Linked DNA regions of Homo sapiens: regions 1, 2, 3, 4, 5 and 6 are each linked to region 7. Evidence: chromatin loops called from intact Hi-C (ENCODE). Cell type or tissue: IMR-90. All regions are shown on one strand.

The links. Hi-C counts contacts between places; a loop is a spot of excess contacts. Peaks named below come from ENCODE experiments on the same cell type or tissue, not always from the same donor. Only the 100,000 strongest peaks of a DNase experiment are listed, where the experiment ranks them.
Region 1: a loop joins it to region 7, with 21 times the contacts of the local background. A loop is called at or near these places in 5 of 110 quality-filtered maps.
Region 2: it touches region 7 in a loop (3-fold over the local background); 21 of 110 quality-filtered maps call a loop at or near these places.
Region 3: it touches region 7 in a loop (2.1-fold over the local background); 3 of 110 quality-filtered maps call a loop at or near these places.
Region 4: it touches region 7 in a loop (3-fold over the local background); 3 of 110 quality-filtered maps call a loop at or near these places.
Region 5: it touches region 7 in a loop (15-fold over the local background); 12 of 110 quality-filtered maps call a loop at or near these places.
Region 6: a loop joins it to region 7, with 4 times the contacts of the local background. A loop is called at or near these places in 18 of 110 quality-filtered maps.

The regions. Positions count from the first base shown.
Region 1 is chr11:13,151,130-13,155,129 of GRCh38, reverse strand. No RefSeq gene overlaps it. Among named protein-coding and RNA genes, the nearest start is that of BMAL1, 120 kb to the left of the region's middle. In IMR-90, a CTCF peak has its summit at 2,197 (motif pointing right); no DNase peak of the experiment used is centred here; H3K27me3 peaks cover 761 bases.
Region 2 is chr11:12,506,745-12,510,744 of GRCh38, reverse strand. PARVA (parvin alpha) reads right to left here. Exons shown (of 13, transcript NM_018222.5): 7 at 2,103-2,161. Among named protein-coding and RNA genes, the nearest start is that of PARVA, 130 kb to the right of the region's middle. In IMR-90, no CTCF peak of the experiment used is centred here; DNase peaks (open chromatin) are centred at 2,114 and 3,984; H3K27ac peaks cover 2,306 bases.
Region 3 is chr11:12,776,120-12,780,119 of GRCh38, reverse strand. The region is part of intron 3 of TEAD1 (TEA domain transcription factor 1); the gene reads right to left. Among named protein-coding and RNA genes, the nearest start is that of TEAD1, 100 kb to the right of the region's middle. In IMR-90, no CTCF peak of the experiment used is centred here; a DNase peak (open chromatin) is centred at 2,409; H3K27ac peaks cover 552 bases.
Region 4 is chr11:12,691,805-12,695,804 of GRCh38, reverse strand. The region is part of intron 2 of TEAD1 (TEA domain transcription factor 1); the gene reads right to left. Among named protein-coding and RNA genes, the nearest start is that of TEAD1, 19 kb to the right of the region's middle. RefSeq lists an enhancer at 1,198-2,397. In IMR-90, no CTCF peak of the experiment used is centred here; DNase peaks (open chromatin) are centred at 1,954 and 3,014; H3K4me3 peaks cover 400 bases; H3K27ac peaks cover 3,132 bases.
Region 5 is chr11:13,182,183-13,186,182 of GRCh38, reverse strand. No RefSeq gene overlaps it. Among named protein-coding and RNA genes, the nearest start is that of BMAL1, 94 kb to the left of the region's middle. In IMR-90, CTCF peaks have their summits at 2,414 and 2,981 (motif pointing left); no DNase peak of the experiment used is centred here; H3K4me3 peaks cover 245 bases.
Region 6 is chr11:12,961,776-12,965,775 of GRCh38, reverse strand. No RefSeq gene overlaps it. Among named protein-coding and RNA genes, the nearest start is that of LINC00958, 26 kb to the left of the region's middle. RefSeq lists a silencer at 1,428-1,487. In IMR-90, CTCF peaks have their summits at 1,534 (motif pointing left) and 3,942; no DNase peak of the experiment used is centred here; H3K27me3 peaks cover 802 bases.
Region 7 is chr11:12,329,503-12,333,502 of GRCh38, reverse strand. It overlaps a transcript of MICAL2 not described here. Among named protein-coding and RNA genes, the nearest start is that of PARVA, 46 kb to the left of the region's middle. RefSeq lists an enhancer at 2,532-3,033. In IMR-90, a CTCF peak has its summit at 2,025 (motif pointing left); a DNase peak (open chromatin) is centred at 2,002; H3K27ac peaks cover 213 bases.

The sequences.
Region 1 (4,000 bases), 820 kb before region 7:
TAGCCAGGTATAGTGGTGCTTTCCTGTACTTCTGGCTACTCAGGAGGCTGAGGTGGGAGGCTCACTTAAGCCTGGGAGGTGGAGGTTGCAGTGAACTGAGACTGCCCTCCAGCCTGGTAACAGAGTGAGACCCTCTGTCTCAGAAAAAAAAAAAGAAAAGAAAATCACAGTGAGATACCATCTCACATCAGTCAGAATTACTATTATTAAAAAATCTAAAAATAACAGATGTTGGTGAGGTTGTGAAGAAAAAGGAACACTTATACACTGTTGATGGAGTGTAAATTAGTTCAACCAATGTGGACAACAGTGTGGCAATTCCTTAGAGACCTAAAAACAGAAATACCATTCAACCCAGCAATCCCATTACTGGGTATATATCCAAAGGAATATAAATAATTCTACCATAAAGATACATGCACACATATATTCATTGTAGCACTATTTACAATAGCAAAGACATGGAATCAACCTAAATGCCCATCAATGGTAGACTGGATAAAGAAAATGTGATACATATAAATCATGGAATACTATGCAGCCATGAAAAAGAACGAGATCATATCCTTTGCAGGAACATGGATGGAACTGGAGGCCCTTATTTACAGCAAAGTAATGCAGGAACAGAAAACCAAATACTGCATTTTCTCACTTATAAGTGGAAGCTAAATGATGAGAACACATGGACACATAGAGGTGAACAACACACAGTGGACCCTATTGGAGGTTGGAGATTGGAAGGAGGGAGAGGATCAGGAAAAATAACTAATAGGTACTAGGCTTAATACCTGGGTGATGAAATAATCTGTACTACAAATCTCCATGACACAAGTTTACATATATAACAAATCTGCACGTGTACCCCTGAACTTAAAATGAAAGTTAAAAGAAAGAAAGATTAAGTAACTTTCCCAAGTTCATATATAGTTACTGACAGGGACATGATTAGAACCCGGATCTCCTGACTCCGAAGTCAAAGTGTTTTGTACCACCCAATAGCCCCAAATCTATTATTCCATTATTATATGTAGGTTATTTTCCTTGAAAATGCATTAGCTGTGTTATTATGGCCCTATCACACAAAACTAGAGAATCACCATGTAAATTGTACCCATTGAATTGCAGCACATAGGCTAAAAATTGACCTTAGTTTCATTTAAAGACTTAGAGATTCAACATTCATGCTGCTTTCTAAGTCTTGTAGGACATATCTAAGAAACATCAGTTCCAGCCGGGATCCCCACAGGACTCTGACAATTATGCCAATTACTCAAAGGATGTAACCTCACCCTGTTCAAGTGCAAGTCTCCTAAAAGCCCCGTGACTTAGGCTCATCATTTGTAAAATAGGAAGGAAAATAACCTCTTCCTTGCTCCCCTCATAAGGTTATTGTAAGAATTCAATGAAGCAATATATGTAAATTTCTTTGCAAACCTCTAAGTGCCTTGCTCATAGAAGATGCTATTGTTATTGCTGCATTTTTTTAATCCAGTGTCTGCTTATTTCTATTCTTGTGTTTTTATCTCCTATTTTTACAAACAGGATGTTGGACTTTATCGAAAGCCATTCAGGCATTCATTGAGATGATTATCTAACTCTTCTTATATAACAGGCATTTTTCAGGTAGAATCAGCTCTAGGGTAAGAATTTTAAAAAATTAAAAAGAGGGAAAAAGCAATCTTTTACACCATGCAAAGCTCTCACCTAAGTGTTTAGCTTACACACGTTGCATAACAAGTCTGTAAGGGTAAAATCTATATCTCCGTGTTAGATGTAGGAGATAAGAAAAACAAACCTGAGGTCATTCCTTTACAATAGGATTTGACTTTAAGCTTCCTCAGTATAGTAAAATTACTCAGCACAGTACATGGCTCAGAAAATGTTCAATGAATGAAGACTTTCAAATACTGCCCTGATGCATCTATTGGTGATTATCAGGACCACCCCACCACCATATTGGATGGGCCTTTGGAATCAGATATTTGGAAAGCAGCCATAGGAGGGAGGCTTACAAATCCTTACTTCTCAGCATGGAGCATGGTGGAAAGATGTTCTCTCATAGAGATTCAGATTTATATTAAGTCTGTTGTTGCTGACTTTTTCCTGTATTATGGATGATATTGGGAGCAGAATTTCCTGATGATGACCATTTGACATTTTATTAGAACATCCAGAAAATGCAATGGTCACTAGGAGGCAGCATGGATTAACTAAGAACCAAATTGCTTGGGGGCAGGATTATAAGATGTGTAGATTAAGAAAATATCAAAACAGCATTATAAATAATGTATTTTTAAAAATTAATGATGTTTTAAAGAACATATTTTAATTGTAATTAATGTATTTATTTTTGATGCCTCAACAGCTTTATTAAGTGCTTTTTTTTCTTTTTTTTTTTTGAGAAGAGTCTCGCTCTGTCACTCAGGCTGAAGTGCAGTGGCACGATTTCAGCTAACTACAACCTCCGCCTCCTGGGTTCAAGCGATTCTCGTGCCTCAGCCTCACAGGTAGCTGGGATTACAGGCATGTACCACCATGCCCAGCTAATTTTTTTTCCTTTTTTTTTTTTTTTTTTTTAAGTAGAGATGGGGTTTCACCATGTTGGCGAGGCTGGTCTCAAACTCTTGACCTCAAGTGAGTCACCTGCTTTGGCCTTCCAAAGTGCTAGGATTAGAGGCATGAGCCACTGCACCCGGCCTATTAAGTCCTTCGTTCTGTGGATGACAGGACCTCATCGCTGAAGAGCTGGAAAAGAAGCCAGGAAGTTGTGCTCTCAGTACAACTAAAGGGGTACAGAGGTGCTCTGAATTTCTTAGGACCCTCATTCCATCCATCCTAAGCATGGGCATGATATATTGCCAATTTTTGTTCATGGTATCTAGCTGCTTTATCTCATCTGGGCTAAAGGTGAAGTCATAAAATATTTTGAGCCAGATGGAGAAAACGGGTCTCGACATAGTTAGGAAATTTTGAACAACTGGTTGAAAATTATACCCTCCCAAATATTGATCAAGTGGCATGATCCTTGACCCTGTCCTATGTGGTGGTTTTATTCATGCTTTTGTCAAAAGTTGATGATGTACTTATCAAATTTAGAGATGTTGTAAAGCTAGAAGGAATAGAGACCATGGTCTGTGATAGAATAAACCAGCACTTTGTGTATTTCTCAGCACATAATAGTGCTCAATAAATGGCTGATGAGTTTTGATAATTGACTAATTGCTTAGAACCAATGAGTGGAAGTTACAGAGACATGTATTTGAGCCCCAATAAGGGCTAATATTAGCCTTGCTAAACACTGAAAAGTGATGAATCATAAAACAATAAGTTCTCCTTTTTGCAAAGGTGTGAAAGCAGGGTATATTTAACATATGACCCTCCAGCAGGAGATCTTGGAGTAGAGGGCAGTGCCAAGGCTCTGCCCAGATCTCCCTGCATCCTCTTTACCATCTCAAATGTTGTTTCCAACTTCTGTGTTCTTGTGCCAATGATGCAGTTGTGGGGACCCCAGTTCCCTTACCTTGAGTTTGGATAAACTCTAAGATGTAATTTATCTCCCCTGAGGCTCCCCTGTGGCATCAAACTGACTCTGTGACTTGGTCTCAAGTCTCTCCCTGATCGAGCCTCTTTTCTTTCCTTTTTCTGCTTCTCTGGTTCTCTTACCGGTTTCTCCTGGGAGTGCTTCTTTAATATAACCCTTGCACACAAAAGCTTGACTCAGGGTCTGTTTCTAAAGCAGCTGACCTGCTGGGCATGGTGGCTCACACCTATCCCAGCACTTTGGGAGGCTGAGGTGGGAGAATCACTTGAGCCCAGGTGTTCAAGACCAGCCTGGGCAGTATAGGAAGACCCCATCTCTATAAGAAAATGTAAAAATTAGCCCAGTATGGTGGCATGTGCCTATAGTCTCAGCTACTCAGGAGGCTGAGCTGGGAGGATCACTTGATCCTGGGAGGTTGAGGCGGCAGTGAGCTGTGATCACGCCATTGCACTCCGGCCT
Region 2 (4,000 bases), 180 kb before region 7:
ATAATGAATAATTCTCATGAGATCCCATGGGTTTATCAGGATTTCCTCTTTTGCTTCTTCCTCATTTTCTCTGCCACCACCATGTAAGAAGAGCCTTTTGCCTCCTGCCATGATTCTGAGGCCTCCCCGGCCATGTGGAACTGTAAGTCCAGTTAAACCATTTTTCACCATTTTTCATTCCCAGTTTTGGGTATGTCTTTATCAGAAGTGTGGAAAAAAAACTCATACAGTGACTTTGGGCAAGCTAATGAACCTTTCTGGGCACCAGGTCTCTCATCTCTAAAATGAAGATAATTATGGTAAATACTTAAATCAGATGTTGTGATTATTAAATGATTTAATATCTAGAAATATTTTAGCATAATTCCTAGTATGTAGTAAATGCTCAAAACACTTTTTTCCAAATACACTTTTGGTTCTCATAATGATTATTATATTGGTTTATCCATCAGCACACCTGTCACCCACTAAGTGAGCACTTGCAAGTAGTGCACTGGAAAGAATAATGAACTTGGAGTTAAGTGCTGGATAAACCAAGGGCACAGTCTCCTTCCTCACCCTTGGGCTGTGGGGTTTTAGGGGGTGTAATCATGGCTTCATGTGTTTACTATCAATATCAATAGATAGGAAAGTGTCCCATAAATTGTACTGTGTTGTCATTATTAGGACATTGCATCCATGTTTATGTCTTTGTGGCAGAGAGAGGGACCATAGAAAGCATAACATGCATCCGAGAGATTGTTCAATAATCTGAAACTTCACACTCCCTGGTTTGGGAGTTTCTCCCAGGCCATGCTCCTCTCTGCTCTGTCGTCTTCTTTCCCAGAGGTGAAATAGTGGGCACAGGCAAGCCCAGCATAGGGGAGGGGTGGTGGGCGGTGGGACAGTGAGGAATTCTCCTTTCCCAACAGGCCTGGCTCCTCCCATCCCTCACAGAACCAAGGCCAAGGTGTGCCCTATAGATCAGTTGACCCTTCAGCTACCAAGACTGGCCTCTGAGGTGATACAGAGGCTGCTTGATGGGGTCTCTATAGGCCATAAACAGGGCATCTTGGGAAAGGCCACTTTACATCTCTGGCCCCTAGTCTCGGCCTGGAATGCCCACGCCCCTTAGTCCTTGTTAAGCCATGTACACAATGTGATCTAGACGGGCAGTGCCCCAGACTCCTGTCAGTCATGGCTGGGCAGAGGGCAGGAACCTCCTAGAGACTGGATGGGCTTGGCAGGTACGGGTCAGCTGTGCTGGAGAAAAGATGGAACAGCAGCTACAGAGGGCAAGGGAACGAAGTCACAGCTGTGACCACAGTAAATCTTTCCTACCTCTCTGGGTGGGGCAACTGAGGTCAGAGAGGTTAAGGGACTCACCTGGTGAGTAAGTGGCAGAGCCTGTATTTGAACTCAAGTTGGGTTGGCTTAGCAGCCTCTGCTCTTTGCACTATGCTGCTCTTGTTCAAGGGGGACTCAGAGAAAAGTCTGGGGAGCAGGGAATGCTGAAAGCTAACTGCCTGACTTTGCATGGGGCCAGGGTGCAGTTCTCGGGATCACAAACTCACCCCACACTATGAATTTTTTTTCTGCTTGAGGAGAAAACTCCTGTTCCCCATGGCAAAATTTTGATAGGTTCTGATATCCCAATTTCTAAAAATAAATGAAAAAAAAAAAAAAAAAACCACCCCAAACCAAAAGACAAATCTAAGGTAGAGAGGCTTTCTGGGTCATGGCACATGCCCAAATCAGATTCAGAAAAGGAAGAAAAACGTCCTTTTGAAGGTTAACAATTTAAATTCAACCCAGTGTTTATGGCATGACGATTTCATGCTGGGTTGGCTTTTTTTGGGCACACTTTTTCCTGGAGTGGCACAAAATTAGAAGTTTTCAATCACTGCTAATTCCGTCTCCCTACTTCCCCACCCAAGTTTGTACCTTAAGCATTGAGAGGCATGTTTTGAATGCATGGAAAAGGCTAAACTATAATCATTGGCTGAAGTCTAATCCCTCCTGCAATCCCAATAAATGAAAACTAAATATCAGCAAATGGATGAATTTCAGAGAAACATCTGTGTTCCATTACAGAATCGCTGGCAACAATGGTGTTGACATACTCTGTGTTACCAGTTATTTCCTCTTGGATTTGCCGAGACTGGAGGATTCCTTCTCGTTTCTGAAATGGGGGTGGGGAAAGGGGTTGGGAGGAGAAGAGAAAACTATGCTTTAGAAAAATACAGAAACACTGATGAGCATTCCTGATAATGAGAAAGTTACTGGTGTTTAAGAAATGCACCCAAGATAAGATAATGCTGGAAGTGAAAGGAGGTCCTGATTTTCAGGGACTGGACTGAACCATTAGGACGCAAGTGCAATTAGTGTTTAGTCCAAACAAGTAGGCTGTTTCTTGGATGGTGAATCTTTCCTTTCTTTATTGGAAGACATGCTGCTGGAAGCAAACTGTTTGCCTCCTGGAGTAATCCACAATAAACCAAATGGAAATGAAGGCCAGGGTGTGTCTGCCCTCCAGCTGGGGCCACAGAGGGAAGCTGAGAAACACATTTAACTGGGGGGCTGGGTGGAGGAACTGAGGCCAACTAGGAATTCAGACAAGAGGCAGAGGGTTTTTTTTTTTGGTTTTTTTTTTTTTTTTTTTTTTTAACTGATAAATATGGGAGCTTTTAAATAAGTAGTAAGTCCTCACTCAGGTAACTAGCTTATTCTCTGAGAAAAGGTTAAGCATGTTAGAAACTCGTCCGTCCGTCCGTCCATCCATCCATCCATCCATCTGTCCACACTTCTCCCATCAACTTATCCTCTTTCTTGTTTATTTCATTAATCAGTGCCCTCTATGTACAAGGCCCTGTGCTGGAGTTAGAACAAATACTATGGAGTATATGATATAGTTTCTGCCCTTGAGGAGCTAAAGTCAATCGGGATAGAAGAAGTAGACACCTGAGAATGGTTTCCCCAAAACAGTCCTGGTTTATCCCTGATGTCCCAGCATATTAGTAAGATTCCCTTTCATCTCAAAAGTGTTATGAATAATAGATTACGTGGTCACCCTCGGCAGAAAGTGCTGAATGCAGGCCAGGAGCAAGCACTTTTAGCTAGAATGGTCAGAGAAACCTTCCAAGGGGAGGGGGCCCTGGAGCTGGACACTGAGAAGGGGTTATTTCAATGGGAGGAATGGCCCCAGCCAAGAGGCAGAGGCAGGACGCACAAATGTGTTCCAGAGGCCATCCAGGGGAGGGCAGCTGCCATCAGTCAGGGGGCAGCTCTGAGTGCCAGTTTGGAGGGTTTAAAAAGCACTGTGTGGGCATGGGAGCTGACGAAGGAGGTAATGTTGGGGTGCAGGAAGACTTTCTGATGGGTGTGAGGAGGGAGATTCATTCTACTACGTCCCTCCACCACCAGCACCAGACACCTGGAGGATGCTGTGACATAGCAAGCGATTGACCAAGCAAATGCATCTTCCCCAAGGCTGAGATGAGCGTGAAGAAGGAAGGAGCCTCTGAACTTGGGTGGCTCATCTGAGCCCTGCCTTCTCGAGCCTCCTGCCCAAAGTTCCACAGAACCCAGAGTCCTTGCAAAATACTTTTACAGAAGAAAGGAAGAACTGGATAAGACCAAGAGTCTATCTGGCTTAGATTAAGAATGGACTAATCAAAACAAAAAAGGAGGTAAAAGAAAAAAAAAAATCTATCATTTAAAGAGGACCAGGTGAAGATAAATCAGGACTTCTTTCCACATGCAGTTTCAACACAGGCTGTGTTTTCATGTGGGGTTAATGGAATCTGTGTCCTTGTCCTGCATGGCCATTCATAGACGTAAAACCTCATCTCCAACTTTCTGCAAAATTAAATGCTTCTGCATAGAATGGAAAAGAAATCTGGGTTCAATAACCCCTCACACAGCATCCTGATTCACCTCCACCCATTATTTGTTCCCTAAAGAGTTCTCCCTGTGGTTCAGTCTGTGACTCACCACCAATTCTGAGTCTTGCTTCTGTGCC
Region 3 (4,000 bases), 450 kb before region 7:
GTATAGTTTGACTTCTCCCTTCCCAATCTGAGTAATTTTTATTTCATTTCCTTGTACAATTGCTCTTACTCCAGTATAATATTGAAGGGAAGGAGTAAAAGCAGACATCCTTGTCTCGCTCCTGATCTTAGAAGGAAAGCATTCAGTCTTTTACTATTACATACATTTGCTTAGATTTTTCACAGATGCCCTTTAGCAGGTGAGAGGCTCTCTTCTAATCCTAGTTTGCTGATTATTTACATCATGAAGGATTTTGTGAAATCCTTTTTCTGTATCTGTTGAGATAAAAATGTGGTTTTTTCTTCACTCTATTGATATGGTGTGTTACGTTAATTGATTTTCAGATGTTAAACTGACCTTGCATTCCTGGGATAAATCCCACTTGGTCACTGTATATTAACCTTTTTATATGTTGCTGAATGGGTTCATATTTTGTGGAGGAGTTTTATATCTATATTCATAAGGGATATTAGTTATTTTCTCATGATATCTTTGTCTGATTTAGCTGTCAGGGTAATAGTGCTCTCAAAGAATGAACTGGGTATTCTAAGTATTTTAATGTATTATCTAATTTAATCTTCACACTGAAGTTGTGAGATGGGGTGCCAATATTGGTCCCATTGACCAGATGAGGATATGGAGGTTTAGCAATATTAGTCATGGTTACACAGCCAGTGAAGTGGCAAAGCCAGGATTTAAACCCCAACAACCCTTATTCCCAACCCTGTGCCCTTTACCACCACCAATGAAGAACTTACTCCCATAGGCTAATAAGCCCCTTATAAATCAGCCAATGAGCTAACCAGATTTTGTATCCTGGAAACTCACCCTAACTCAACACCCTTCTGAACTCTACAGTGAGAGTTTACTTAGTTCATTGCTCCCGGTAACTGTATCATTCAAGATCAACAATGTCATCTTAGAATAATCAGTGGTGGAAGTGATTTTCAGACAACTAAAACTAAACCCACAGTCGATCTGAAAAAAGTAACATTTACACACACACACACCCCTACCACTTAGAAACATCTCAAATAAGCTTACAAACATATTATGTCCAGTATACACCAGGGAAAAGAAATGGTCAAAGACTAACTTTTCTAGGATTATGCTTTACTACTGTGAACAAATTACTCTAGTTCACAACATCTCAGGTGTAAGATCAATATGGTTATGATGGAAAAGTGTAAACAGGGGAGTGGGGTCTTGCAAATGACTTAATTCTCCTAAGTTTTGTTTCACCAGGTGGTTTCTCAAGATAAAACAATCTAACAGAAAACATCCTGGTCTCTGTGCTTCAGTTTCTTATTTATGAAATCAAAATTCTTGCCCTTGTTGTTTCATTAAAATGTTGTAAATGTCATAAAAATGCCAAGAATGTAGGAAAGAAAACTCTTGAGAGGCACAAGATGGAATTTTATTACCAACAACTTTCACTAATTCAAACATTTTTTGGGGGCCTAATGTGTGCCAGGGACCATACTGGAGGCTGAGCAGCACTGGCCCTTGAAGAGTTCTCAGTGGGTACAGACCCACAGAAACAGAGCCTGACAGTGCTTACTACAGTTTAAAAAAAAAAAAAAAAAAAAAGAGTCTGATGAGGCCTTTAATGGACAGTTAAAAGTCATGTGCTTTGGAAACATAAGAGAGGGAAAAATTAGCTCTGCCTGTGGAGATTAAGGAAGGCTTCAGAGAGGATGGAGTGTTTTTTAACGACCAGTAGGAGTTTACAAAGCAAAAAACAGGATGAACGGTATCCCAGACACCAGGAAAGCCCATTCTTTCTTTTCTATTGTTTACCTGGAACCAAAACTCTCTTCCACCCTAGCCAGGCAGCAGTAAGAACATCCAGGACTGGAGCCAGGATAGGAACCCCAGAGCCTGAGCTCTTAACCACTACTTTCATGATTAAATATAATCAACGATTACAATCAAATGAGAATCTGACCCAGGGCAACTTACTAAACCTCTCTAGGCCATGGTTTCCTCATCTGTAATGTAAGATAATAGTAGCTATTCATAAGACTTGTTAGAAGGTTTAAATGGGTTAATGCTAAGTGTTCAGAACAGTACCTGGCACATTGCAAGCATAAATATTCATTATTGCAAAAATTCATTGCAAGAACAAATATTCATTATTATTATTTTGACTGTCACATCACCTGCCCTGGTCAGTCCAGGCCTTACTAAGATTCATACATTTCAAAAGGTCCCTATCACAATGCGTATGTTCAACCCACTTGACAATTCCCTTCACCTAACAACTGTTTGTGGTTGCTGTCTAAGGACATATGGGGACTGAGAGAATGCTTCCTAATACACATGGTTTACAATCCAAGTAACCTAAATAGCATCTTTCATAATCAGGATCATATCACCATTGCATTTTGTGTGTTGCTGTGAGACAGAAAATACAAGGGCACATCTTAGTACAGAGATTGCAGTAACAGTTGAATAAACATGCAATCCGATACCTCACATCTGGCATGTCATCATCCCCAATATTTTACTGACAATCAAATATGTTTAAGGCTGTGGCTACTTTATAGGTACAAATGTCCTTATCAGGACATTATCATGCACCAAACCTCTCTCAATAAAAGCTGTCATAAACAACAATCTCTTCTAAGCGGTCATGGAAGCTACTGTGTTTGTAATAGAACCATTCATCTAAGAGACAGTTGCCAAAGCCCGTCTCAACAAAATATCGGGCAAGTCACAGAGCACAGAGGCAGACCCAGGGAAGAGGGTAGGCATACAGTGAGCAATTGGGACCTTTGTAAATGGCCAAAAAAACTCAGCTTATTAACATATGTTAAATATTACCCCAGAAGCTGTAAAACTTTGGGGTGACAAATATTTCCCCCAAAGGCGGGGGGACTACAATGCAATAAAGAAAAAATTTTTTAAACAAATTAAACATCCTGGGCAGCAGGTTTCGCTATCACACCTTTAAGACTGTGTTCTAAAAGGCTAAGAGGGAGAGGAGAGTACATTGACACAAGAACAAACTTTAAAAAAAAATAAGGCTGGGTGCGGTGGTTCACGCCTGTAATCCTAGCACTTTGGGAGTCCAAGGCAGGAGGATCACCTGAGGTCGGGAGTTAGAGACCAGCCTGGCCAACACAGTGAAACCCCATCTCTACTAAAATACAAAATTAGCCGAGCATGGTGGTGCATGCCTGTAATCCCAGCCACTGCGGAGGCTGAGGCAGGAGAATCACTTGAACCCGGGAGGTGGAGGTTGCAGTGAGATGGTGCCATTGCACTCCAGCCTGGGCAACAAAAGCAAAACTCCATCTCAAAAATAATAATAATGATAATAATAATAATAATAATAATAATAATAATAATAATAATAAATATCCAAATGGGCTTTGAAGAACAAATTTGATTTTATTATTTAGCTAGAACTGAAACATGAGGAAAGGGAAGGTAGGCAGACAGAATTATCTGCAGGGTATGCATAGCAGGTCACTATCAAGCCGATCAAACACATTCGGATTGCAAGTTTATTTTATTATAATTAAAAATTATAATTAAATGAGAATCTGTAGCACACTGTAAAGTACCCAGTGTTTTTGTTCTCTAAAATCTACCCACCTCTGTCCAAAGGCAGCACAAATACAAGATTACTTGCCAGGAATCTATTACAAAGGATAACATGGCCATCAAAAACATTACTGGCAGAGAGAAGCCCCCAACCCTCTAGGAATAAACCACGTCTACTCTCATGTACAAGCTGAACGAAAAATACTCAGCAGAGATGTGGATCCCGTTCATTCTATTTGCGGTGTGAGCCTATGCACATTCAAGGAATGGATGTGGACGTCTTCCTTTCTCTCTCCCATCACCATCTTACCATAATACATGAATGTTGGAATTATGCGTCTCTGAGCTGGGCCAGCTGACTGACACACTCAAGTGGCCAGGGCACCTGTTGAAGTCCCGGACCAATGTCCTAAAACCTATAATAAGAATGCCCTGTTCTCCTCCCCCG
Region 4 (4,000 bases), 360 kb before region 7:
GGCAGGCTCAGAAAATAAAATAATCTGCCATCTATAGGAAATATCTGTTCAGTGTAAAGGTTAAGTGAGGCCCCTTCCTTACAAAAGCCACTGGGTTTTTCATAAAGTAACCCCAAAGAGTCCATCAGTCTGGGTCCATTTCACTTAAGGCAACAAACATTCCTCACAGATCATGGGCTGTGCTCTGTGTGGTTGCTAATAGGATAATCTGTTACAGGAGGCTTACAAATCCATTTACATTGATTTTAATTAATTAATCAATCCCTGGCCCCGAACAACTTGGTCTAGAGACGATAAGCAATTCAAGATTCAGTCTCTAATCCCAGCCTGAAATCTACATGAAAAAGAAGTTAACTGTCAGATCAATGAAGGACAAATAAAAATAACTGGATTTGTACCTCTCTTAACATAAGGAAAAATCTCCTCCAAGTTTAGACAGTGACTATTTACATGTTAATGAGAGTAATATATTTTCACAGTGATTTCCAAAGAAACTCACCTAAGACTAAGGAGTTTTTGTACCAGCCTGAAATCTGGAGAACCACAGCCAGAAATTATGACTCTCAGTCAAGCCTCTAAAATCAAAATGAGCCCGACTTTCTCAACAGCTTATCAGAGCCTTTTAGTGAGGCCTGAAGTTGAACAGAAAATTACCCAAACACAAAATACAAACGACAAGTAAGAACGAAGTGGCCCTCGCCAGCCTGGCTGTGCGCTGAATTAGCCACACTTGATTAAAAAGCCAGGCAAACTTTTGCATTTGCTTTTATTTTATTCTTTACAAAGGCTGAAATAGAATTTGACCTTTCTGAGCTATTGCCAGCTATGAATTGGAAACAAGCTCAATTTAAAAGGTAGCATCAATATCTAACTGCTCATCATCTCAAATTTTTTTCCATCTTCCTCAGTGTCTTTTCACAGGGTTTGTCTACCCATGCTATTTTTAGACTTCTATCAGAACTTCCAATGACTCCATATAAACCTACAGTAGGGGGGAGAAGGGTCTCATTTCAGTCCCATTTTCTCAAATCCCACGCTAGCTAACACCAATTAGCGTAGAAAAAGAAGGTAAGAGTTGGTAAATGAAAATGAGTCACACTCAATTTTAATTTTTCTCAAGATTGAAAAAGCTCATAAATTCACAAGTAAAGCACAAAGCAACAGTGAGTCCCAACTTCACACAGAAACACCAACCCAACTCTGCTCTGACTTGGGTACGTACACAAAGTGGGCACTGCTCATAAAGGAGAAAAATAAATACGAGTCACAGCAGACCCAACATTGGGAGACAACTTCGTGTTTCTCCCTTACTCTTTAAAATATTTAATAAAACAGTTATAAAACTGATTCTGAAGTCAGGAAGACTGGCGTGAAACACTGCAAAAGGAAAAAAAAAAAAAGAGGACCCTGTATATAAGGAAGTAAACTGCAAGTAAAAGCAAGAGACAGGCCAGAGCTTGGCAGGCTGGCGAGTGTGTTAGTTTGTTCTCTCGTCTCTCTCCCCTCTCTCTCTTTTTTCTCTCCTTTCTCTCAAGTGAAGAACAAACAAAGAGTCGATACTTCAACTATACATATGGAATCCAGAGCTTTCTGCCTAGTGTCGGCTTGCATGTCCCCTAGTTTTAGGATTCACTGGAACACTAAAGCCCCTTGAAACATTTGCCATGTGTTTGCTGGGGCACTTCCCCGGACTCAGCCTGCCGCCTTTCCTGGCTGAGTTGTGCCGGGCCGCACAGCAGAGCAGGGTGTGCCAACGCAGCCTGACATTCAGATCAAGACCACAAATTATAAACAGTTTCAGTAAATTGACTCAAGTGCCTTTGTTCCTCAGACATACATCTTCCTACCGCTTACAAAGGCAGGCAGCAGAACCTAACCACCAACGCGGCTATAGCCAGGACTGGGAAAGGAAGTTATTGAAGCCTGGATTTCCTGCCTTTGCTTGTAGCCAAGAACTATGAGGCTTGTAGTGGTTTCAGGAACTGACTCATCTCATGATTCATGGATAAGATACTGCTTTTAATATGTTTCTGACCCTAAGATTCAGGAAAATCAAAACCAGTCTGAACCTATGCTTCACTCTTATTTGCAAATGAATATTCACAGCAAAATAAACAGGAGGACAACGGTTACCGAAACAATGAAAACATCATGCCAGTGGCAGGAAAAGTGGAATGCAGGCATCACATGGGAAGCCGTCATCAAAGCTTAATCCATGGGCTGCGACTTAACAGCGTTTCAACTTCCCAAAAGTGGATAACAGGTGGGATAAGGTTTATTTTTAGATGTCATTCCCCTAGATGTAAAAATAGATTTAGCACAGCAATATTTTAATTCAGGCCCATCTGGGGTTGTGACTCTAAATATCCAGGATGTACAGAAGCATGTAGCTTAAGATTTAACTGTTCCAGTTGCAAACCAGAGTTCAGAGTGAGCAGACCAATGATTAATGGGTAATAAAGGACTCGCATTGGAACTCATTCTCTTAAATCATCCTCTGCTAGAAGGCTGAAATTCTGTATTTCCACCCATGTGCTGACTGGCCTTCTCTGTCCTTTACTGTGCGCATGCACACACGCACACACACATGTGCACACAGCCCAGGACTTAAAAGCGAAGTTCTTTAAAAGTACTAAGCACCAGGGGCTCGCACCTCTGGCTGCTTTCCATGATGTTCCCTGTGGATTTATTCATCACAAAGAGGTCCCCACTAGAAAAAACTTTTAAAGCCTCCCTCATTCATGGATTGTTGGGTTCTCCCCACTATCCCCACACAAGACATTAAGCACAGGACCAGTAGGGGTGGTTTTCAAAAGCCTTTATGGGTTTCAACACAGCCCAGTTGCACAGAAGGAAAAGGGGGAAAAGAACACAAAAAACACAGGCTGTTCTGTGGGGTGGGGGTGGAGGAAGCAGTAAGAACAGTTGACCAGGCAAGGCCAAAGTGCAGGGGCCGGCTGGCAGGCGCTGCATGGCTGGGCTCCTCCAGCAGATTTACTGACATGACGTCAGTGGCTCCAGTCCAGCTTTTTCTTTGGTAGCTTTTACCACTTGCCTCCTGAAGCCTCCACTATGTTAGGGAGCCACAGGACCATAATGAAAATTCCCTTTGTGAAACTGAGTTTACCGCGGGGCACAGAAGCCTGCCTTGTGAATTACGGGGCTCTTCCCCCTACTCTCAGTGCCCACGGAGGAAAGCGGGGGCGGGGGGGAAATAAACCCCTACAATACTGTACTTTCCTTTAATACAGAGGAACCATTACATTAAGCTTGCGGCTTTAAAAAGAAAAAAAAGCCGGGGTGGTGGGTGAGGGGCATTAAATGTGTATCCAAAATTTCCCAGGCCAGGATGCTGGTTAACTTCTCAGTGGTGTGGAGAATGATGATAATTTCAGGACTATTCACTTGTGCCGTCATGAGACTGTGTTGGCTGCACTGTGAACGCATACAGCTTTGTTTCACCAACAAAACAAAAAAGTATTACTGAAGCTAAAACTGTAGGTCTGAATGGAAACTCTGAAGAAAGCATTAGAGCGTGTCTTTAAAATGAGCCCTGCTTTGCTGGGGGGACTGGGGGGTGGTTGGCCTAAGTGCATAGTCTATGATGCACCAACATGGGCATAAAACAATTTCCAAGAAGCAAAGACAGAAATTATAATACTAAAAATAAGTTTAATAGCAGACTTGTTAAATAAAAAACACTCATCTTAGACTTGCAGGCCTACTACTATAGGCCCGCAGCACTAAAACAATAGCTATGTTACAACTAGGGATCCAATGCATAAATCTATCTAAAACTACAAATCTTTAACTTATTTAAGCTTATAAAAATAATAGACTAGTGATAAATTCTTTAAATGACTAGGACATTAAATACATTCTATTTTAAACACTTTGGAGAAGAAGTACAAAGCTTAATTCAATCAATATTTATTGAAACAGATGAGTACAAACGTACCCAACAATACCATCGAAATACAGCTTGCAGCCTGAATGGCTC
Region 5 (4,000 bases), 850 kb before region 7:
GCAGGTTGTTTGTTTTCCTGAATCTCCTTCACCAGGTAATGTGTGTGCTGTCTCCTTTGACTGATGGCCACAGCTCCATTCCAACCTCCCTCTCTTGCAGCTATTCTCCTTGGGTTCTGGTAACCTCTCCCTTCTTGTGTTCCTTCAGGCCTAAGGGTGGTAATGGCTTCTTTTCCTTGTGAGCCCCAGGTGTGTCACCATGCCTTCTGGTTTCCATTAACCCTTATAAATAATTCCTTTCCTAATCACTGTTTATTTAACCTGTCGGATGAGCATAACATCTGTTCTTTCCCATACTAGTCAGGGTTCTCTAGAGGGACAGAACTAATGGAATATATACATGTTTATTAAGTTTTTACTCACATGATCACAAGGTCCCACAATAGGCTGTCTATAGGCTGAGGAGCAATGAAAGCCGGTTTGAGTCACCAAACTGAAGAACTTGGAGTCTGATGTTTGAGGGCAGGAAGCATCCAGCACAGGAGGAAGTTGTAGGCTGGGAGGCTAGGCCAGTCTCTCTTTTCACATTTTTCTGCTTGCTTATATTCTAGCCACTCTGGCAGCTGATTAGATTGTGCCTAACCAGATTAAGGGTGGTTCTGCCTTTCCCAGCCCACTGACTCAAATGTTAATCTCCTTTGGCAAAGCCCTCACAGACACACCCAGGATCAGTACTTTGTATTCATCAATCCAATCAAGTTGACACTCAGTATTAACCATCACAGACCCTAAACAACCCAACCTATTGCCTTCTTGCTTACTAGGTTTGGCTGGGCCTGGAGACTGGGCCAGATTTAAAACCAGAGGTAGAAAAGCAAGAGAGGGATCAGATAGTGACCTAGACAGAGAATTTGCTCTATTGAGGGTCATACTGTCAAAAGGCCTGGCCCATGAGTCCTCAGTGCCTGTTCTCAATCGCCCACCTGTTCCCTACTCCCCACCCTCCTGCTCCCATACTGCTGCCTCCACCCCAGGCCAAGGGAGCTCCAGCAGTGGCTTGGAGCTGGAGAAGTCCTGCTGTCCCTGCCCAGCAGATGTGTGTGAGTGAAGGGGTTGGGGGGTGGAGGAGGAACCTATGACACAAAAGAATCTCCTGGTTTCACCACAAGAAGGACTATATGCTCCTAAGGTCTAGGTTGAAATCTGGAGTGGGATTTCCCCAGAAATGTTTTTACATTTACTTCCATCATCACAACACGATTGTTTAGATACATGAGTGAAGAATGGCATTCAATGATGAATGAATTTTATGGGTTGGCTGGACCTAACATTGTTTCTATGGTGAAATGTTTCAAATACATAGCAACCAAATCCCCAAGATGAGAAAATGTCTTCATTTACTAGGTGAAGAAAGACACATATAACCCACGCCCCTGCCATTTGAACTGACGCCACGTGGGAACCTCAGCATTCCTGAATCTTGTAGAAGCTGCCCTTGCCCTTCTTTCACGTCTTCCATTTTGAGGAGACTAAACCTGCTCTCCTTTGGCAGCCGAGGGTGTTTGGAAGTGACTCATGTAGGGAACCCACTGGTTACCCAGTAGCATGAGCACATCAGTCAAACGATTAGACCCCTGCCTCATATGTAGACCAATGACCCTGGAAATTGTTCTGTCAGACTCCTTCCAGTTCTCTGACAATCTGATAGGTGCTGGGAACACACTGCCTGGAGGTGAGTTGTTTACTTGGTTTAAGTGGTTCAGCTGAAGATTTCAACAGAGCTCTGCTGAGTTCGTACGGCAATACCAGTAGCCAGTGTTTAAACATTCATACCCCATGAAGCCAGACGATATCCAGAAATGGCACAGCTTGGAGATGCATCTTACCGAGATCACTGAGCTGCTGTGGCCTGAAAGCCCATTTAACTAGGAAGAATTATATGCAACAAAAAGCACGTTTACAAAGTCTGAAGGCTTCCTTGAGTTAGCATTTGAATGGTTGTCTTTTCTTTCATATGTGTTCTGACAAACTTTATGTTTGACTAGGTGTCTCTGTGGCTTTCTGAAATGATAATGAGTGTCAATAAATATATGGCTATATCTACATTTTAAAGTGTCAGAATAGAAGCAAATTGGAGCCAATGTGACATGGAATAAAGACTATATGAGCTTTATCACTGGACAGACCAGGTTACAATCCAGGAGCTTTGACTTATCAGCTGTGTGTCCTCGACATAGTTACTTAGCCTCCCTGAGCATGTGTCCTTAGATGTGAAATAGGAATAAGGGCACTTTATTGCCTTGTGGAGCTGTAGTAAGTGTCAACCTGGGATCAAACATTTATACATCTACTAGTTGCCTGGCATATTGAAGGTGCTCAGTAAATTGTAGATAAAAATATTTAGGATCTCATCTCATCTGAAACAGAATAAATCTGTGGATACTGGCTGCATTTACTATGAGGAATGATAGAGGGCAGACTTTACAAAGTTATGTATAAAATACATCGTCTTTCATTTTGACTTCCAAGAGGGTAGTGAGAATTCCATAAATGACTTTCTTAAATGTTTTGGCTGAAAGATGCCTCTGTCGCTACTTTTAATTTCTTTGCAGAAACTGGGGGTTTCCTGTTAGGCAAGAATTCCAGAGAAGGATATTGGGCAATGTTTAATTGACAACTTTCATCACCATGTACATGCCTGGTCCCCCAGATAATGGTGGAGCATTTTTGGCAGGTTTCTGACCACCTCTATACCTGTCATAGATTTGCTGATAAGTAGAGGAAATGAAAGATGCTGAATTTTCCTGACATCATTTCAAATTGCATCATTTGAAAACAGTATGAAGTGTATGACTAGAAGCATTACGGAATACAGAAAATCAACTTGCAGCTAACTGGCAATCAGGTTACCTCTAAATTAATGGTGGATTGGGCTGAGTGTGAATTCCATTCCACCACGAAAGAATGAATGGACATTCAATAAATATTTGTGGAACTCTGAAGACGTCCTGAAATGTAAACATTTGTTCTAGTTTACACTGCCACCTGCAGTCTTTGGGGGAACCAGCCTCACTGAATCTCCACAGCATTAAGTGTTATTTATCACTGCTTGACATTTTCAATAATTTAGAGATAAAAAACGGTATGTCTAAGTTGCTTTAGCTAGAATTTTTTGCTTACTGAAGATTTCCTACCTGTGGACTTCAACATTTTTATTTTTTAAATGAATTTATGATTATATCTTTGGCTCATTTTTCTATTTGAATCCTGACAATGTTTTTCTTAACTTCTATAATGGGCTTTTTGAAAATCATTGGTATCATCCTTTACAAAATGTAAGTGATACAGTTTTGTTAGTCTATGATTTCCTTGGCAGAGACCATAGAACATGGCAAACACTGAAAAATGTGTATTGAATTATGTTCTTTTAAGTAATCTTATATTTAAAAATACTTTTAAAAATATAAAAGAACTATGTACTTATTATTTTCAAAAAAATAAATATGTAGGCAGAGTAGAAGGATCCCCACTCAAAGGCAATCACTGTAGTTGTTACCAGGTACTTTTAATTTATTTTAATACCTGAATACTGTTCCTGCAAGTTATATTCTTATTTACCGATTTTCCAGTGCGTTCTCAGTTAGTTTTCAATTTTGCTCTATCATATACTGTTGTTACAAGAACAAAACACTAAATTATAAATATTTGTATTTACAATTGTATTGCAGTCTTCAAACCATGTGATCAACCACCTCCCTCCCACAACACACACACACGCACGCACGCGCACACACACACACACACACACACATATATATATAGTCTAAGAACAGCAAGTCCAGGGGAAGAGATTTTTGCTCTGCTGACTTGGGGGGAGTAGAAGACGTTATGAATGGCTGAAGGTAAAAGAATTGTTTACTAAGAAGGTAGTTGGGTTTGCCCAGAGGGAACACATATCAGAGGAATAGGTTATGGGATAGAGAAGATGAGAGAGTTGCACTTTTGGAAGAGAGAGAGAGATGATTAAAGAGGATTTTAACGAAGTTTTGATGTATAAGCC
Region 6 (4,000 bases), 630 kb before region 7:
TTTGCCTGATGACAGATGCAATCCCAGATCACAGGCATTTGGTGCATGAGAGCTTTTCTGTTTACAGGTGTCCACTGTGCCTTGGAGAGGGCTGGGGCACCGCCCTAGGGATTGTTATTTCAGACAAGAACTTCACCCTACAAAGTAAAGGCAAGACAAAATGTCATTGTCCCTTTTATGCATCACAGAGGCACATTGGACTTGTAGAAGGAGCATACCTTTTAGACACTAGGTGGACTAGGTAAAACCTGGATTTGAATCCAGCTTTTTCTACTTCACAGTTGTATGACCTAGGACAAGTTACATCAAGTACATTTTTGAGTCCAGTTTCCTCATCAGGGAAATGCAGATAAAAATACAGACTTTGTTAAGGTACCGTAAGGATTAGAGGTGATATATGGAAGACCCCATGCAGGGAAGACCCCCTGGAAGACTCTTTGTAGTTGATCTAGATATTATCAGGAGCAGCGTGGGACATGCGGCACTGCACATGCTGGCCACTAGCTTGCACAGCAGGTCCTCAAATAATGTCATGTTTTTGTTTTTGTTTTTCTGAGACAGGGTCTTGCTCTGTCACCCAGGCTGGAGTGCAGTGACACAATGCTGGCTCAACCTCCTGGGCTCAAGAGATCCTTCCACCTCGGCCTCCTGAGTAGCTGGGATCACAGGTACACACCACCATGCCCAGCTAATTTTTAAATTTTTTGTGGAGATGGGGGTCTCACTGCGTTGCCCAGCCTACACCATTTCATTAGAACATGGATAAGAAAAAAAAAATCCATGCCTTCTGGGGCCACACTCTGTGTGGAGTCTGTACTCTCTCTCCATGTCTGCATAGGTTTTCTCCAGGCACTACCACTTCCTCCCACATCCCAGCGATGTGCACATTAGGAGAACTGGTGTGTCTACATGGTCCCAGTCGGAGCGAGCGTGGGTGTGGGTGAGTGCGCCCTGTGAGGGAATGGCATCCTATCCAGGGCTGGGTCCCACCTTGTGCCCTGAGCTGCCAGGAGGGGCTTCGAGCACTCATTACCCTGAACTGGAATTACTAAGTAAATAATGATCTTGTTTTTATTCATCAAATGCATGTATAGCTCACATTTATTTCAGTGTTTAGTATTAGAAGTGTTTTGAGTCTTTACCTAGAAGTTTGCTGATGTTTTTGTGACCTGAAATATACTGTAGGAACTCAACTCTAGTTTATAGCCATTAGCCTGTAGTAAAATTGGTTTCCCTTTAAGTTGTAGTTCCGAGAACCTAAGGACAACGTTAACTTACTGTACTGTCAAGGTCAAAGGAACTGCTCTGTTTCAGAATGGATGGTTGGACTCCACAAGGGCAGAAAATGCCACACAGCACATCACCTGAAGTGGTGCTCAGAGTGTCGGGTTTCTGGTTTTCAATTATTAAAAACACGCAAACAACTAATACCACCCTCCTCCCACCCCTCTCACCCCACGTGGATAAAGCCAGGTTCAAACCCCTGGGTCGTCCTGGGTGAGGAGCCCTCAAATGGCAGTTTGCTGCCCTCTGCTGTCCATATCGAGAAGTCCTGGGGGGGATGCTTTGGGCAGCACCGCCAGCCTTAACAATCCAAGGAGCTTGGGCGCCCAAGAGGGAGGGAGTACCAGGAAAAGCCACATAGTCGGAGGGGTCTGGCGAAAAAATGAAAATGTGGGACAACTTCTTAAAAACAGTGAGAGTTTCAAGACAGCGAACAGAGTATTAAGCTAAGCTGTGGACATTTGTGAGGGTGGGGCCTGTGCCACTATCTCCCACACTCTGAAGCTGGCCTCATTATTCCCTGCTCCTGACATTGCACGTCAGGGCTATGACAGAGTCTCAGTGGTTCCTGAAGAGTCTAAGTTTAGGAGAATATGTGGGGAGAGGAGTTGCAGGTAAGGTTCTCCCTAATATGCCAGGCTGAGGGGAATCAGTTTCTCTTGGCTATAATGTAGTGGTACTGAAAGTCTAATTTTTTTTTTTTTTGAGACAGAGTCTTGCTCTGTCACCAGGTTGGAGTGCAGTGGCGCAATCTCGGCTCACTGCAAGCTCCACCTCCCAGGTTCACGCCATTCTCCTGCCTCAGCCTCCCAAGTAGCTGGGACCACAGGCGCCCACCACCACGCCCGGCTAATTTTTTTGTATTTTTAGTAGAGACAGGGTTTCACCGTGTTAGCTAGGATGGTCTCGATCTCCTGACCTCGTGATCCGCCTGCCTTGGCCTCCCAAAGTGCTGGGATTATAGGCGTGAGCCACCGCGCCGGGCCAAAAGTCTAATCTTTTTTCCACTTCCTTGCTATTGGAGTTTGAGAAAGAAAAAAACAAAAAAACAAACAAACAAAAAAACAGGACTCCTTGTCCCAGCCTTGGGAACCAATTCAGACTCAGGGAGTCAGACAGATGGAGATTAAAATATCACCTGCATTACAGAACAGACTACTCTGGAGGACAGAGCTTGGCAATGATGAGCATGCTAAAATGCACTCCCCAGTTCCACCAGGAGAGATCCACGCAAATGAGAGTGTGGGCCGACTGCTGTCACCCACTAGTTAGCTAACTCAGCACACTTCCATCGGGAGGATTAAGGAGCAGAGCAAGACGCCAGGAGGATTTAGAGAAAAAGCCCTCTGTGTGGAAACCAGAGCAGTGGGGGGCCAGTGTCCCCCCGATATTATTCAGGGGCTAACTAGGAAGATAGACACCACTCCAAGTAGTTACAACAAAGGGAATCTGATGCAGGGAATTGGTGGAGGTGCTGGGAAGAGAAATCCCAAGATTCTCAGGAATACAAAGTCACTGCCATTCTTAGGATGAAGGAGTGAAGGGGTAAGGTGCTGTTCCCAGATCCCCCAGCCAGATCACTGGCAGGAGCCAGAACCTGTGAGGGTCCCTCTGGCAGGAGCTGGAGCTATGAAGGAAAAAGAGCCACTGCTGGATATGCCACCTGAGATGGAGAGAGACGGGATGAGACCCTAACTTCTCCCTTCTTCCCACCCTGTTTCCTACCAGAACCTTCCACTGGCCACTCAGCGAAAGGCAGCTGATTCAGCACCTGGAGAAGACCGGCAACAGGGCTGAGTTTCCTTGCACTGCAGAGGAGGGGAGAGGCAAGGAGTGGACATGAGCACGGAGGATCCAGGGCACTCCCTTGATGGTGATGCCCTCGAAGGGCTGCCCCGTGCCCATTGTACAGAATGTGGATTCCACCCCACGCCATGAGAGCTCTCGCGCAGGCCCAGACCACTTTATAAGCCATATTTCCCACCAATTCCTGTTTCTGGATCTGTCAGGTTATTTCATATTTCTAGGCCCTTAGCTTTGCTTCCTCTTCCCTGAACGCCCTTTGCCCACATCATCCCAGCTCTCCTTCTCCTCCTGCCTTCTGTCTTCTCTTCCTCTCATTTCTTGTCACCCAGGCTGGAGTCCAGTGGCGTGATCACGGCTCACTACAGCCTTGAACTCCCGGGCTCAGGTGATCCTCCCACCTGAGCCTCCCGAGTAGCTGGGACTACAGATGCACACCACCATGCCAGCTAATTTTTAAAACTGTTTTTAGGGATGGGGTCATCTTCCTGTGTTGCCCAGGCTTGTCTCAAACTCCTGGGCTCAAGTGATCCTCTCACCTCAGCCTTCCAAAGTGCTGGGATTACAGGCATGAGCCACAACATCCAGCCCCTTTTCTCTTTTCTTACCCTTCTTTCCTATTTTCTTTTCCATTTTCTTTCCCTCCCTTCTTCTTTCTTTCCTAACTATTAAGGAGTAGATTGAATTCAAGGTCTTTATGTGTGTCAGTTTTTGTTTTCCAACAAATATTTCTTAAAAACCAACCATTGAAACGTAATGGTAACCACTGGCCCCTGTCTCCACCTCCACACCTAAGAAGCCCCAAATCCAGATGTGTCCATTAAAATCAGTCCAGATCTTCTTTACCAAGCCACTAGATGTCATATTAATTTCACAGCAGAATAGGGAAGCCCATGCCGGAGCTGAAAACCTG
Region 7 (4,000 bases):
TAGAAGACTTAAGAGTAGGCAACATTATTTTATTACTGATTTTTAAAGAAATGCTTCTATTTAACAGTGATGTTTGCCGCATGGTTTTGGAAAATATGTTTCAATTAAGAAAGTTCTATTCTGTTCTATTGCTTTTTTTTTTTGCTAAAAGTTTTTAGCAAATGGATGTTAAATTGTGTCAAATGATTTTCCTTCTTCTATTGAAAAGACCATAAGATTTTCCTCTTTAATTTTTCAATATGGTAGTTGTAAAATCACCCTTAGATTGCCAGATTTAAAAACTAACGGGATTAAGTGTTTGTTATATTCTTTTATCTTTTTGAATCTTTGCTGTATCTGTGGTTGCATCTGCCCTTTCCATTTCTTCTTTATTTCTGTCTTCTGTCTTATTTTTAAAAAACAACTTGCAAGGGTCAGCTTTAGTCTCTCATTAATACGTTTGTTCAATATTTGGCTTGCAATGAGGCCATGGACTTCCTACAGAGTGGCCAGTGAAGCTGGAAACAGAGGTGAATATACAGCAAGCGGACTGTCGGTATTTGTTGAGTGAGCCAGTCTTCCATAGACTAGGAGTGTCCCTGTACATCTTTGCTGAGTGAGCCAAACTGCAAGGCCCTACCATCCTCTGAACCTTAGCCATTCCTCTAACTAGTCAGGTAGAGAATTCCAAGAAGGGGGTCAGGATACTACTGTGTGACTACTGCACAACTACTTGCTTCCTGGGAAAGGGGAATTGGCTCATTTACTGCTTGCTATAAAAGCTGCTGAGTCCTTTTCCTGGGGCTCCCTAGCTATGGGACAACTCACTGCACGCACAGGTGCCATCTGGGCTCATCATGTCACACCATGGGACTTGGGAACAGGGCAACTTGGGCTACCGAGCTGATGTTCCTGCTGTTTGCTATGCTGTGAATAATAAACTCTCTTGCTCTGATGTACTGACTTTTGTTGTTTACTTTTTGCACCTACATAGTTGTGGCAAACAACCCAAGTTCCTTGCATGCTTAATCATCCACTTTGAAGTCTTATTACTCCTGACCATTATCTATAAGGTTGGTGTCCTTTTCTGACAATATCCCATTATATTATGTGACAAAATAATATTATCTGTGTTTCTGTGTTCATGGCTACCTGTATTTAGAGAGACTCCTTTAGAATCACAGAAGATCTCAACCCTTCCCCTGCTCTGCTGACTTATGAATGCACAGCAACCAGCCATGTCTAATGATGGATGAAAGGGTACAACCTTTAACTCACTGCCTTCAAGTACCTTTTGAGAACAAATAGTTATGGAAGGAAACCTAAAGAATATCTATTTCCTAAAACCCATTCCCAAATTGTGGCAGAGTGTCAGAGAGGCATGCCTCAAAACCCATAGTCTGCTATCTTTGTTGAACAGCTTTTATTGCATTACTGTTTTTTGGGGGCGGTGGTGGCGGGGGTGTGGGAGTGATAACAATGAGTCCTCATTGAGATCCTTGTTTGGATCAGGCATGCAAAATTCATGTATTACAAATATTTAGAGAAACCGGCTTAAATCTCTTGTAGGGAGTATAGTTACAAATGAATGTGAATGGATGAACAAACAAATAAATACAATTTGAGAAGTCATTGACCATCCAGCTGTGTTTTATAATAATAGGGACATAAAAGAAAAGAGAAGGAATATTTTTGGATACCTATTTTATTTCAGGCCCTTTTGTGGGTGCTTTACTAACATTATTTCACTTCATCTTTTCTTCATACCACCTCTGTGAGGTTGGTATTATTCATTCAATTTTACAGATGAGAAAATTTCGCAGAAAAGTAAATAATTGTATAAGGACTACATTGGGATTCAAACTCAGGAGTGTCTGATTCTAATGCCTGTGCTCTGTCCAGGACACCTCACTGTACATTATCCAGGAATTTTTATTCCTCGGGTCCTCAGCAGCAGTGAAAACCATGGAGTGTAAGCTCAGCTACCTCCCCGGTCCTGGAGAGGCTTTCGCTAGCATTTCTCACATAATGTGTGCTCCTGCTGCCACCTGCTGGCACTTTGTGCATCCTAATTTTTCTTGGTAAACCCCTCAATCTCCGGGAAGAAGAAACCATCTGGCTCCAAAAAAGGCAAGAAGCTCCATGCAGACAACTAGCTGGTAAATCTTCCCCAAAGCTGGTAAAGCTATAAGGGAATAATTATTCTCATCGACCTCCCCTGGGGAGAAATCCTTTCTCTTTCGAAGTTACTCAGTTTTCATCAGATTCCAGGTATTGAAAGAAAGCCCAGATTGTGTTATCCAGACCATTTAAATTTGAATGGTGGTCTCTTGCTAGACTGGGGTATTCCATGCCCCTAGTATGTAACACTGATCATCATATTGACAAGCAACAAGCCAGTAGGTAACAGTGCCTCAACCAATAAGAGTCTAAGTGGCTGCAGAGCTGGGCTTGGCCTCTTTCCAGAAGGTGGTAGGGCCCCCAGGAATCAGGTTACTGCATATCCTGGTCCTTCACCTGGGCAGCTAGGACCAAGAGGGGACTCTCTTACCTCTGTCAAAGACATCACACACACAGACACACACATACAGACACACACACACACACACACACACACACACACTCTCTCTCTCTCTCTCTGTCTCTCTCTCTCTCTCTCTCTACCCCTCTCTCTGTCTCTCTCTCTCTCTGTCTGTCTCTCCCTCTCTCTCTCTCTCTGTCTCTCTCTCTCTCTCTCCACGTCCTGCAAAACATAATGATTTGTCATCTGGGGTGGATTATTAGATTTTTGTTTTCCTTTGTTTCCCTTTCCTTGACAAAATGGGGAAAAACCCTTCCCGGGGGCGGGAGAGCTTATTTCTGACTGCTGTAAAAAAAGAAAGCAGGAATTGTTGTCACGACAATGAGGAGCTCATCAAAGCCTCATTTTGCTCATCAGCCATCATTGCCCTCCATCCCGCACCCCCGCATGTTCCTCTAATTCAATGCCCGCCTAATGAATAACTCCCAGAACAAAAGCCCCTTTCAGGCTGCCTACATAATTATCAGAGGAGCCTTGCATAACTGTCGCAGACTACTCATGTTTTCAGGTCTGTCTCTAAATTTGGTTATTCACAACCTTTATAGCTCAATATTATTGCCTAACTGTGATCATTTTCTAATTATCCTAATAATACCTATTAAATAATTCCCATTAAATCACTTGAACCGGAGCAGCACAGGCCAGCTCAAATACAACTTAACCTAATAAGCGTTGGTCATTCATTAAGCAACAGGGCAATCTCTTAAAGGGACTGAATAGAATATTAAACCACCAAGGAATATTATTATTGCACAAATGTTATTACAAGTTAGAGTATATTAATTTTGGTGGCTGGTCTGCAAAACTTCCATTTGGTTGCTTTTGAGGCCACTCTCCCGTCTTGACTCTTTTAGTCTCCAGCCCCTTGTTGATCTGCATCTGTCACCCACACAAGGACAATCATGGGAAAAAGGCCCATAAACTTAACAGGGGAATTAAATTACCAAGGATATAAAGGGAATGAATGGAATCCATCTTCTGTCTGGCTTGGCACACCTCCGAAACATCACAAGCTGGCCAGATTTCTTTTGCTATAACTCAAACTAGCTCTCTCTTTTCTTTTTTTTTTTTTTTTTTTTTCATATTTGGGGATGAGGAAGATTTTCAGAAGATGCTTTACAATTTTGGTTTCTATCATTTAAATTTCAAGCAGTAAAAATTAGACAAATTCTTTAAAAGAAGATGTGTGTGGATACTTAGTAATATTTTGTAAAATGATATGAGTAGTGTTTACTAAATGCCTACAACCTAGGCAATACTCCGGTAGAGACTTTGCCTATCAACACTTCTAATTCTCAAAATGACCTGATAATATGGGGATTATTATCTTCACTTTTCAGATAAAAAATCTAGGACCAGAGAGGTTAAGTGATTTTCCCAGGACTATTCAGCCTAAGCGGAGTGGAATAGAATTTGAACACAGGGCTTATTGGCTTATTG